Regions from separate parts of the Homo sapiens genome. Here regions 1 and 2 are each linked to region 3. The links are chromatin contacts, found by Hi-C in ENCODE. All regions are on one chromosome and are shown on one strand. The core of a region is the stretch at or near the end of the contact, and the rest is flanking DNA. Distances in the headings are between cores, read along the strand shown. Region 1 holds the start of SMAP1 (small ArfGAP 1). Region 2 holds the start of ZNF451 (zinc finger protein 451). Region 3 holds the start of PTP4A1 (protein tyrosine phosphatase 4A1).

The links. A loop is a pair of places that touch in the nucleus more often than their neighbours do. Pooled maps may share reads with other maps.
Region 1: a loop to region 3 is called in a map of CD4-positive, alpha-beta memory T cell, with 10 times the contacts of the local background. The contact joins the promoter of SMAP1 here to the promoter of PTP4A1 in region 3. A Hi-C loop is called at or near these places in 2 of 168 maps with a recorded cell type or tissue (CD4-positive, alpha-beta memory T cell and naive thymus-derived CD4-positive, alpha-beta T cell) and 6 of 50 pooled maps.
Region 2: a pooled map shows a loop between it and region 3 (13-fold over the local background). The contact joins the promoter of ZNF451 here to the promoter of PTP4A1 in region 3. A Hi-C loop is called at or near these places in 9 of 50 pooled maps.

The regions. Positions count from the first base shown.
Region 1 is chr6:70,666,146-70,669,169 of GRCh38, forward strand. It overlaps SMAP1 (small ArfGAP 1), which reads left to right and starts at 1,738. Exons shown (of 11, transcript NM_001044305.3): 1 at 1,738-1,996. The coding sequence starts at 1,879. RefSeq lists silencers at 1,520-1,919, 2,070-2,299, 2,420-2,479.
Region 2 is chr6:57,088,590-57,091,638 of GRCh38, forward strand. ZNF451 (zinc finger protein 451) reads left to right here and starts at 1,599. Exons shown (of 15, transcript NM_001031623.3): 1 at 1,599-1,685; 2 at 2,222-2,305. The coding sequence starts at 1,665. RefSeq lists enhancers at 1,268-1,417, 1,285-2,167 and a silencer at 1,588-1,657.
Region 3 is chr6:63,571,198-63,574,163 of GRCh38, forward strand. It overlaps PTP4A1 (protein tyrosine phosphatase 4A1), which reads left to right and starts at 1,283. Exons shown (of 6, transcript NM_003463.5): 1 at 1,283-1,522. LOC124901228 (translation initiation factor IF-2-like) reads right to left here and starts at 2,371. Exons shown (of 2, transcript XM_047419610.1): 1 at 2,335-2,371; 2 at 1-2,233. The coding sequence starts at 2,371. The coding sequence ends at 1,488. LOC128125822 reads left to right here and starts at 1,283. Exons shown (of 2, transcript NM_001415059.2): 1 at 1,283-1,522. The coding sequence starts at 1,484. It also overlaps a transcript of LGSN not described here. RefSeq lists enhancers at 269-1,006, 1,007-1,742, 1,067-1,361, 1,743-2,478, 2,415-2,784 and 1 more and silencers at 1,025-1,444, 1,745-1,874.

The DNA of each region.
Region 1 (3,024 bases), core at 488-2,987, 7.1 Mb after region 3:
TGGGATTAAACAGGCATGCGCCACTACACCCGGCTAATTTTGTATTATCAGTAGAGACAGGGTTTCTCCATGTTGGTCAGGATGGTCTCGAACTCCCCACCTCAGGTGATCCGCCTGCCTCGGCCTCCCAAAGTGCTGGGATTACAGGCGTGAGCCACTGTGCCTGGCAAAAATCTACAGGTTTTCTACTGTCAATTTGCATCAAGGCCAGACTACTTTGTCTGGCTTCCCAAGTCTTCCATAACCCTATCATAGTTTACTTATGCAGCCTTATCTCAAAAGTAGTACCTTTTGTTCCAGTCTGTTTTCCAAGGTACTTCAGGTCTTCATGCTTTTGTGCAAGCTGCTCTTTCTTAATATCTCCCTCCCCAGTCCCCATCTAAATCCAGCGTATCTTCAGGACAAGGCTCGTAAGTTCTACCTCCCACATAATGTTTTTTTCTGTTCATTGGAACTCACCAATATCTCCCTAGTAGTTATTTGTCAGAGCTATGTAGTATAAGCTCTAATTTGTTTAATTACTGAGCATCTTCATTGCCATATCCATTCAATTTAATTCCAGAAACATTTTTGAGCCCCTGTGCCAAGAACAGGGCTAGGTAGCAATGAGGGTCACTTTTATGCAGGGACAGGGGCTAGAAATTGGCCTTACTAAGAAGTGTAAGACCGACTCTTGCTCATTGCCTTTCTTAGCATCTGCTTCATCGCAGGCAAGGACTGTGTTTATTTGGCTTGCATAAGCCCCATATTAGAACTTCCTCATAATATACAACATGCCAAATCATCGAAACTGCGTCACCCGGAGTTCAAACTTCATGAGCCTGGATTAGGGTCTGGGTTCCAATGAAAAGTGTTTTCTTTAGTTCTCTTTCTCTTGCATTAAGGATCACTATTTACACAGCTTCTTGTTAAAGTATCACCGCCTAGTACTTGGGTTCCTGGTCACACTTTCCCCCTTATGGAAGGGCTTACTGCCAGGTCTTTCAGACTCTGGAGCCAGACTGCTTTGGATTTAAATCTCAACTCCTCCACTAGTAGTTCTGTAATCTGGTCAGGTTACTTAACTCCTCTATGCCTCACTTTCCTCCCCTGTGTAATGAGGATAACAATATCATAAGGTTGGGGAAAGGGTTAAATGAGCTAACAGTTCGTTTAACAGAGTAATCACTCAATGAAATGTTATCCCCTAATACATGTCACTACTAGATTATTTCTCGCCCTTAAAATGTAAGAGACCGTTTTTCCTCTTTTCTTCCATCCGTGTCTCCAGCTTCTAAACTGCAGGCGAATAAACCTCGAATGAGTAAATGAACCCACCCAGTCGCTAGTTATTTCTGCATTTCCAATGTTGTGCCAGCAAGAGCAAAGGCAAATGGGCAAGTCAAAGTAGGCTTCTTGTAAAAGGTCTTCCATTACTGGGTTTTACTAGAGGCCCTTGCGGACCATCACATCTCAAAAGGGGGGAAAGCTCGTATGAGGCAGTGCCAGCTACCTTTCGGGAATCACCTTGGGCAGAAGGCCTTTTTGCAAAAAGACTCGGCAGCCCGGGCCCCGTAGGTTCGGCGCATGCGCAGCGCGCTCGGCGCCCGGGTTCCTTCCTCCGCGCCACCCGGAAGCCTCGGCGCGACCCAGTCCCCCTCCCCCTCCCCTCGCCGGCTAGGGTGGTGCGTGCCGGCAGGCCGGTCAAGGAGGCGGGACACGTCGGCGCTACCACCGCCACCGCCGCCGCCGCCCCTCCTCCCGTTCCAGCTGCCGCTGCCGCTTCCTGGGCTGAGTCCGCCCGCGGTCCCGGCGGCGCCAGGTGCGTTCACTCTGCCCGGCTCCAGCCAGCGTCCGCCGCCGCCGTAGCTGCCCCAGGCTCCCCGCCCCGCTGCCGAGATGGCGACGCGCTCCTGTCGGGAGAAGGCTCAGAAGCTGAACGAGCAGCACCAGCTCATCCTATCCAAGCTTCTGAGGGAGGAGGACAACAAGTACTGCGCCGACTGCGAGGCCAAAGGTAGCTTGGACGTCGTCGCTGCCCACGGTCGGGGCCTCTTGCGACCGGTGACCTTCCCGCCGCTGCGGCGCTCGGGGCCCGAGCGGACGCCTCGGCTTCGCTGGCCGGCTCCTGCCCTGACTGGAGGGCGGGTGGCTGAGCGGGCGGGCGCGGGGCTCCTGTCGACCCTCAAGTCCGCCAGAGGCGGCGGCGAGGTCAGGCCCGCAGGCCCTGTCAGTGGCCCCAGCCTCCCCTCCTCCCAGACACGGGTTTGAGCAGGTGCCAGGGTAGCGATGCTCGGACCCTCCACAGGGCTGGGGGTAGGAGCGAGGCTGGGAGCGCGGAACCGGGCACGGGTCTGGGCAGAGCTTAGGGTTAGAGAGTTGCCCTCCTAGCTCTGCTCATAGCTATCTCTGTGGGTGGGGCCGCGCTTAGGTCTGGATCCCCTCCTCTACCCTCCGGTGTGACCACGTCCTCCCACTCCGGGCTCGGATTCTTGGTCTCCTAGATGGAGCCCTACCTGCCTGCCCACCTGACAGCTTTTGTACAAGGCTTTTATCTCTGCTTCCTGAAAAAGAGTATGGTGGTCTTTTTCGGTGGGTTTGAGTTTTACGGAATAAATTAATTGGAGAAAGGTCTTTATTAGTAGTAGTATTGTTTTTTAGTCTGGTTATTAGCCAGAATGAAGAGGAATTTCATTACATGAGTCTCTTGGAGGACGGTGGGTTTGTATTTCTGAAGATTTTAGTAATTAGGTTTTCTCTGACCAGCTAGTTTGGGAGAATATGTGGACACTGATTTGTGTACCTCATAAATGCTGAAGGTTCATTTTAAAGATCTAGAGATGGAAAAAACCTAATTTTAGTTTTTTCGGTTGGAGGGCTTCTGCCTCAGCCTTTGAAACAGATATACTATTTTTAGCTGCTATGTTTTGTGTTTGGAGATCTGATTTATGTTTAATGTCTTGTAAGTAATCTCAAGGGAAATATTTCTTTTTTTTTTAAAGAAATGTCTTGTGTAGTTAAGAAAAGATCGTGTATATTTTTAAT
Region 2 (3,049 bases), core at 349-2,848, 6.5 Mb before region 3:
GAATTTTACCCATTAACTCCTGCCTCAACTGATTAAATATTAGAGGACACTTTCACCAGCCCACTAGGAAGAGCTTTTAAATACAAGTTTTGCCTACACATTAACGTTTTAAAAATATTTAATTTACACACAGCTTTTGAAGAACTCCCCATGCACGTCTGTCATTCTCAATTGGCTTCCACAAGTCTCAAACTTACTAGGTAGAAAGTAACTAAAGTCATAAAGCACTTGGTGGAAATGCAGGAAATGTCAAATATTAAACAATAATTACTACAGGCTTAGGCAATCAGATGGTAGTTTTGCATACAAACAAAAACAGGAATCTGAGATGTTAAATAATTTGTGTTTTTTTTTTTTTTTTTTTGAGACAGTGTCTTGCTCTGTCACCCAGGCTGCAGTGCAGTGGCATGAATTTGGCTCCCTGCAGCCTGGATCTCAATCTCTCGGCCTCAAGCGATTCTCCTACCTAAACCTCCTGAGTAGCTGGGACTACAGGCAAGGACCACTACGCCTAGCTAATTTTTGTATTTTTTGTAGAGACGAGGTTCCCTCTTATTGCTCAGGCTGGTCTCGAATTCCTGGGTTTAAGTGAACCGCCCGCCTCGGCCTCCCAGAGTGTGAGGACCCGCCTGGCCTAAAATAATGTTATCACTTAATTCTTTTCATAAACTTTATTGACAACGATTGGTGTGTTTTTTTAAAAAACCTTTTTAAATTTTTGGTAAGGTATTACCTGAGAACAGATTAAATGCATAGTTGAATATAAAAGATCTATTTTATAGACTGGTTTATGAGTGTGAACACACAAAAGGTTAAAAGGTCAACCTTACAGCAGTCTATAAATAGATCTCTCATATTCTCTCAGTATATCTGAGAATATTGAAAAAGTGCATTTCAAAATCACTGGCTAGGGTTTAGTGATAGTTAGGTAGACCTCGGTTCCCTTTCCTATTGGGCCCTGGATTTCCCATCCCTATTTTCTTCCTCAGGTGTATTAATACTGGCAGGGCCTGGGAGACTGACGCTAGGGAAGAGGTGTGTAATGTAAGGATACTTCAGATTCTTTCCTGATCCTAGGATTCAGCTAAACCTCCACATAGCCCCTGTCCTCAAAAATGAGTAAATACATAAATTTAAAAATGAAAGGAAAAAAAGAGAAATCCGTTCCCACCACCCACCTTCAGGGCTAAAACAGAAAAATCAATGAGCTGCGCTTCACAACCATACCAAAACCAAACAAATACCAACTCAAACCCTCCTTCACATCCTCCCACATCTTCCCAGTGCTTCGCTATCTCACAGGACCCAGCTGGCCCCTGGCTTCGCCCCACCCACTGCAGCTGGCGTCTTTTAGGCGCATGGTTCTTTTCCTCTCCGGCGAGGGGCGGTCTCGGGGCGGACCCGAACTACAATTCCCAGCATCCTGCGCGGCGCGGGGAAGGAAGCCCGGGAGTGAGAGAAAGCGGCTCCGGGGGCATAGCGGGCCAGTAAGGGCCGCTCCTCCTTTGAAGAGGTTTTGCGTCTCTTTCCGCCGGTGGCGTCGGCGCTCACGCAGGGGCGGGTCCCGGTAGCGCCAGGCGGTGCAGGGCGGGAAGGGGATTCGTGGCGACGGCGGCGGCAGGGACAGCAGGAGCAGTGGTGCTGTCAGCGCGGCCGTCGGAGACATGGGAGACCCGGGGTCGGAGGTGAGTAGTCGAGTGAGGGTCCTGGCGTTCTCAGAGGCGAACCGCGAAGGGTTTGTGTTTTCTGCGGTCTGAGGCCTGGTGCTCCGTCGCAGCCTCGGGGCGATACCTCTTCAGTGTCTTGGGCCGAGCCCAGCTCTGGGGCCTGGTGCGTGTCTGAGCGAGGAACCCGCAGCAACAATGGCCGCCCGGCCCCCCGCACGGGCCCTGGCGTTCGTTGTGGCCGCGGCTGGGCCAGTGGGAGCGACGTTTTAAGGCAGGATTGCCCTTCGGTGTTGAGCTTGCGTTCCTCCTGGAGTAGATAAGGGGAATTGTGAGAGGCTGGTAACTAACGCGTTTTCAGCGTTGGGTCCCTGCAGCTCCGCACACTCTGTGGCAAGAGCCAGAGCTCGAGTTCCGTTCCTAGTCGGGTTTCCGTGAAATTGTGCTCAGTTCGTTTTCCTCAAGAGCTCTCTGTCTTTAATTGTTCCTTTCGGAAACGCTCTCTTCCTACACGAATGTGGCTGAACAGATAAGCATGTTTTGGCTTGTTTTTATAGATAATAGAATCTGTCCCTCCAGCTGGCCCTGAGGCATCTGAGTCAACAACGGATGAAAATGAAGACGACATTCAGTTTGTCAGTGTAAGTAGCAATGATGATTGGGGTTTTCCCAGAGTAAAAGACTATGGTGGGCCATTATGTAATGTTACCTCACCTGGTCATTTAATGTTCATGAGTGTCTAATACATACTAGACACTGGAGCATGGCGCAGGATTGGGAAATTTACCAAAAGAGCTATCTGAGCCACCCCCGTAGCCATCACAAAGAGCACGTCCTAAAGAACGTGCTGTACACTTAATCTCGCCCCCTGCCTTTCATTTAAACTTAAGATAAAAACGCTGGTGTCTAAAACGCTGTTTTGAAATGGAGCAAGAGTAACTTCTAAAGGCGACACGGAGGAAGGAGCTGCTAATGATGAGCAAGGACGTAGAAAACAGGAAGGGTTGTGAGAGCCCAGAATCTTAGCGTTATGGTGCTTCTAACATGAAGGCAAATAGCTTGAAGATTTCTCTAACCTCTGAGATCATCATGTTACGGCATAGTACAGTTGATGCTCATAATGAAGAATCCTACATCACTGGGAACATGCTCTATTTTTCTGAGTTTGTTCCCTTTGAGACAGTAGTTTTCAAGCCTTAGTAAGTATAAACAGGCAGATTCCTGGGCCCCACTGCAGACCTACCGAATCAGAATTTCCAGGCGGGGGCCTAGGAATCTTCATTTTCAGACAAGTGCAGGGACATAAGGATTTCTGAGCACACTTTGTACAGCATGGGTTTCCAAAGCAGAAGAGAGTGTTTTATGATGTATTTTGGGGTGATTTT
Region 3 (2,966 bases), core at 33-2,532:
GAGTTAAGAAAGTTGAATAACTATACAACCAGTCTCTAAATAGAAGTTCTAATAAATCCTAAGATGTTGCAGGGCACTGAAAGAGGACAAAATTTGATCCCTAAAGCCCTCTCCAATCTCATACTCGGTGAAAATAACAAACAAAAGGCTTCAGTGTTAGTGGAAAACTGAGTTCTTAAAAAGCAGGTAAAGGTCCTGTTTGGTCCTTCTCCAGAGCTGAGGAGAAAGGGTTTTCAGATTATAAATAACAGAGGTGCCCTTGTATGGCACAGAATTGCGATAAGACTTTACTTCTTAGGGGCTTAAATAATGAAGTCAGTAAAAGAGGACTGAAAACGAACATAAAGAAGAGCTTTAGCTTTGACGCAAAGAATTACATCAGTGCTTGACAAAACCGAGGATTCTTAATTTCTAAAAACGCTTTCTTTAAGCACTTCCTAACCTTTCATTATCTGAGACAACATATCAAGTGAGCAGCAGTACAAAGGATGCATGTGATTTCGAAATGCCACAATTGAGCCAACTGCAGTTGCACGCGTACGTAGTATAGAGAGGTGTGATCAAAAAAAGAATATAGGGAGCATAGGGCTTCGTCTGCATCAAAAGATACTCTCCCCATCTTCTATAGCCTTAAGTTTTGCGAAGGTAAGTTTCTCCCCGCTTGAAAGCGCCCCCAGGGACAAGAATTCATCTTGACCAAGCCTAAGGCCGTGGCATGCAAGGTGTTGAGTCACCGGGTACAGCGGTCTTGCGACATAAATATTATTTGATGACGAAGGTACTCGGGGCCCAGGTGCCAAGGTAAACCACTGGCAAAGATGACCGTGGTTAAGGCAGTAGAAAGCAGGCTCGACACTGAGACGCGGTTCCAGCCCTAGAAGGATTGCATTTTACGATTCAGGCAAACTTCGAGTCTCCTCATGTGACATGTGTGCACTCCTGGACCGTTTTAATTATGAGAAACGTGGTTTGCAGCATGATTCCTTCCAGTCGATAAATCGGAATCTCTCTCGCTCCCACCCCTTCTTAACTTCAGGCTTCCTGCATCCCGGAGCACTCCCGGCAGCCCCTTCCCTCCCCCGCCCCGGGGATGCTCCGACTCGGCGCTTAGCCATTCATCAACCGGTTCACACCGGCGGCGGCCGCCGCGGAGTGACGTCCGGAGGGGGCGGGCCTCCGCCCCCGCCTGTCGGCTCCTGGCCCGCGGTTCCAGGCCGCGATTGGTGGCTGGAGGGTTGCACGTCGCGCCGGCTATAAAGGGGAGGGCTTGTGACGCAAGGGCGCCTCGGCGCGTGTATTGGCTCCTTCGGCTGCGGGCCGGCTCGGCTACGCGCTCTGCTCCGAGCCGCTCACTGCATGGTAGAGTCTGGTGCCCCCGCCGCCGCCTGCATCGCCGCCACCGCCGCTCCGCCACGACCACCGCCGCCTCCTGCCCTGCAGCCACCGCCACCGCCTGTGTCGCCGCCGCCTCGGGACCGGCTGTATGATTAGGCCACAATCTTCAATGAGTAAACATATTCCTGTGAGTAGCCGTCGCATCGTCGCCTCTCGGGCTGGGAATCCACGACCGGCCCCCCATCCCCGCTGTCGCCTTTGTTCGGAGCCCGGCGTCTCCTCCAGGTTGCCCCGGGTTGCGGTTCCGGTGGGTCCCGGGTGGGAGCGGGCGGGTTATGGCCCTGTGGCCGGCCGATTGCGGCCGGCTGTGCGGAGGCAGATGCCGGGCCCCTCGGGGCTGCGGGGTGGCGGTTGGCCGCCGGAGGCACCGGCTTTTGAGTCCCTCCCGAGCCCGGAGCGACGGGGGCGGCGCGGTCCGGCTTCTGCGGCGGCCGGGGGCAGTTTCGGCTTCCGCAGCGGGCCGGGTGGGTGGCACAAAAGCCGCTTTGTGACCGCCGCCTCCGCCCTTGGCCCTTTGGTCTGGCGCGACCCGTCCGGGCATGGCAGGCTCCGCGGCGTCCCGGGGCCTCTTTGTTCGGCCGGAGGAGAGTGGCTGCACTGGGAGCGGGAGACGTGGCCCGGGGTGGGGCGAGGGCTGCGCGTGTCACTGCGGAGCCGGATACGGGGAGGGCGCGGCGGTGGCGGGTTCGCCTCCAGATCCGGGCGGGCGTGGGGTAGGCCGGACAGCCAGGCACGGGTGGTAACGATCTGGTTCCAGAGCTTCTCGGAGCTCCGGGGTGGGCGCGGGACAGCCACTGGGTGCAGCTACACTCTTGTGCTCGACGGCCGGGACCCGAGCCTCAGACAAAATGGCCTCGGCGCCCGCGCCTGACTGAAGGCGCGGCGCGAACCCGTGATTGCGGCGCGGAGAGGGGGCGCAGCGGGCGTGCTCGGGCGCACACAGCCGCGTGCGCGGGGCGGCGGCCCTCTGGGGCATTCCGCGAGCTGCACCCCTGCCCGGGCCAGAGTGGGGTTCTGCTAGGTGAGAACTTCGGCCGTCCGCCCCGCCCTCCTCCCAGGCTCCACCTGGTAATTCGAGCTGTTCCGGATTTATCGCCCCACCTCGGGCTCGTGATAATGGGAACAAGTCTAGTCTTGTCCTTTCTCTGGGCCAGTCGTCGAGAAATGGCCTGGTTCGGAGCGTCTTGGAAACTGACAGGGCTACTGTTAGTTACACTGACGCGAAGGACTTCCCGTCCGGGCACCAGCATACATTTCCCCTGCCAATTTTGGAAGGGCCCTGGATGGCGCCTTTTAATCGGGGACTGTTTAGAACTATCCCTGAGCTCTGTGGTGTAATATGTTGTTGCCTCCTGTTGGTTTGTGGCAGCAGTAGCCAACCAGAGACGGAATTCTGAGGGTTTTTTATCTTCTGTCCGCGGAGCCCCCTACCAGTCCACGAGTATTAAGTTATTTACACTACGATTGGAACTGTTGACCTGCCCGACATCTAGATCCTGAGGCAGTGCTTCCTGTTACTCAGTCAGTTGAAAACTAGAAAACTAAATCATTCCCAAGAGTGAGCAGCATTT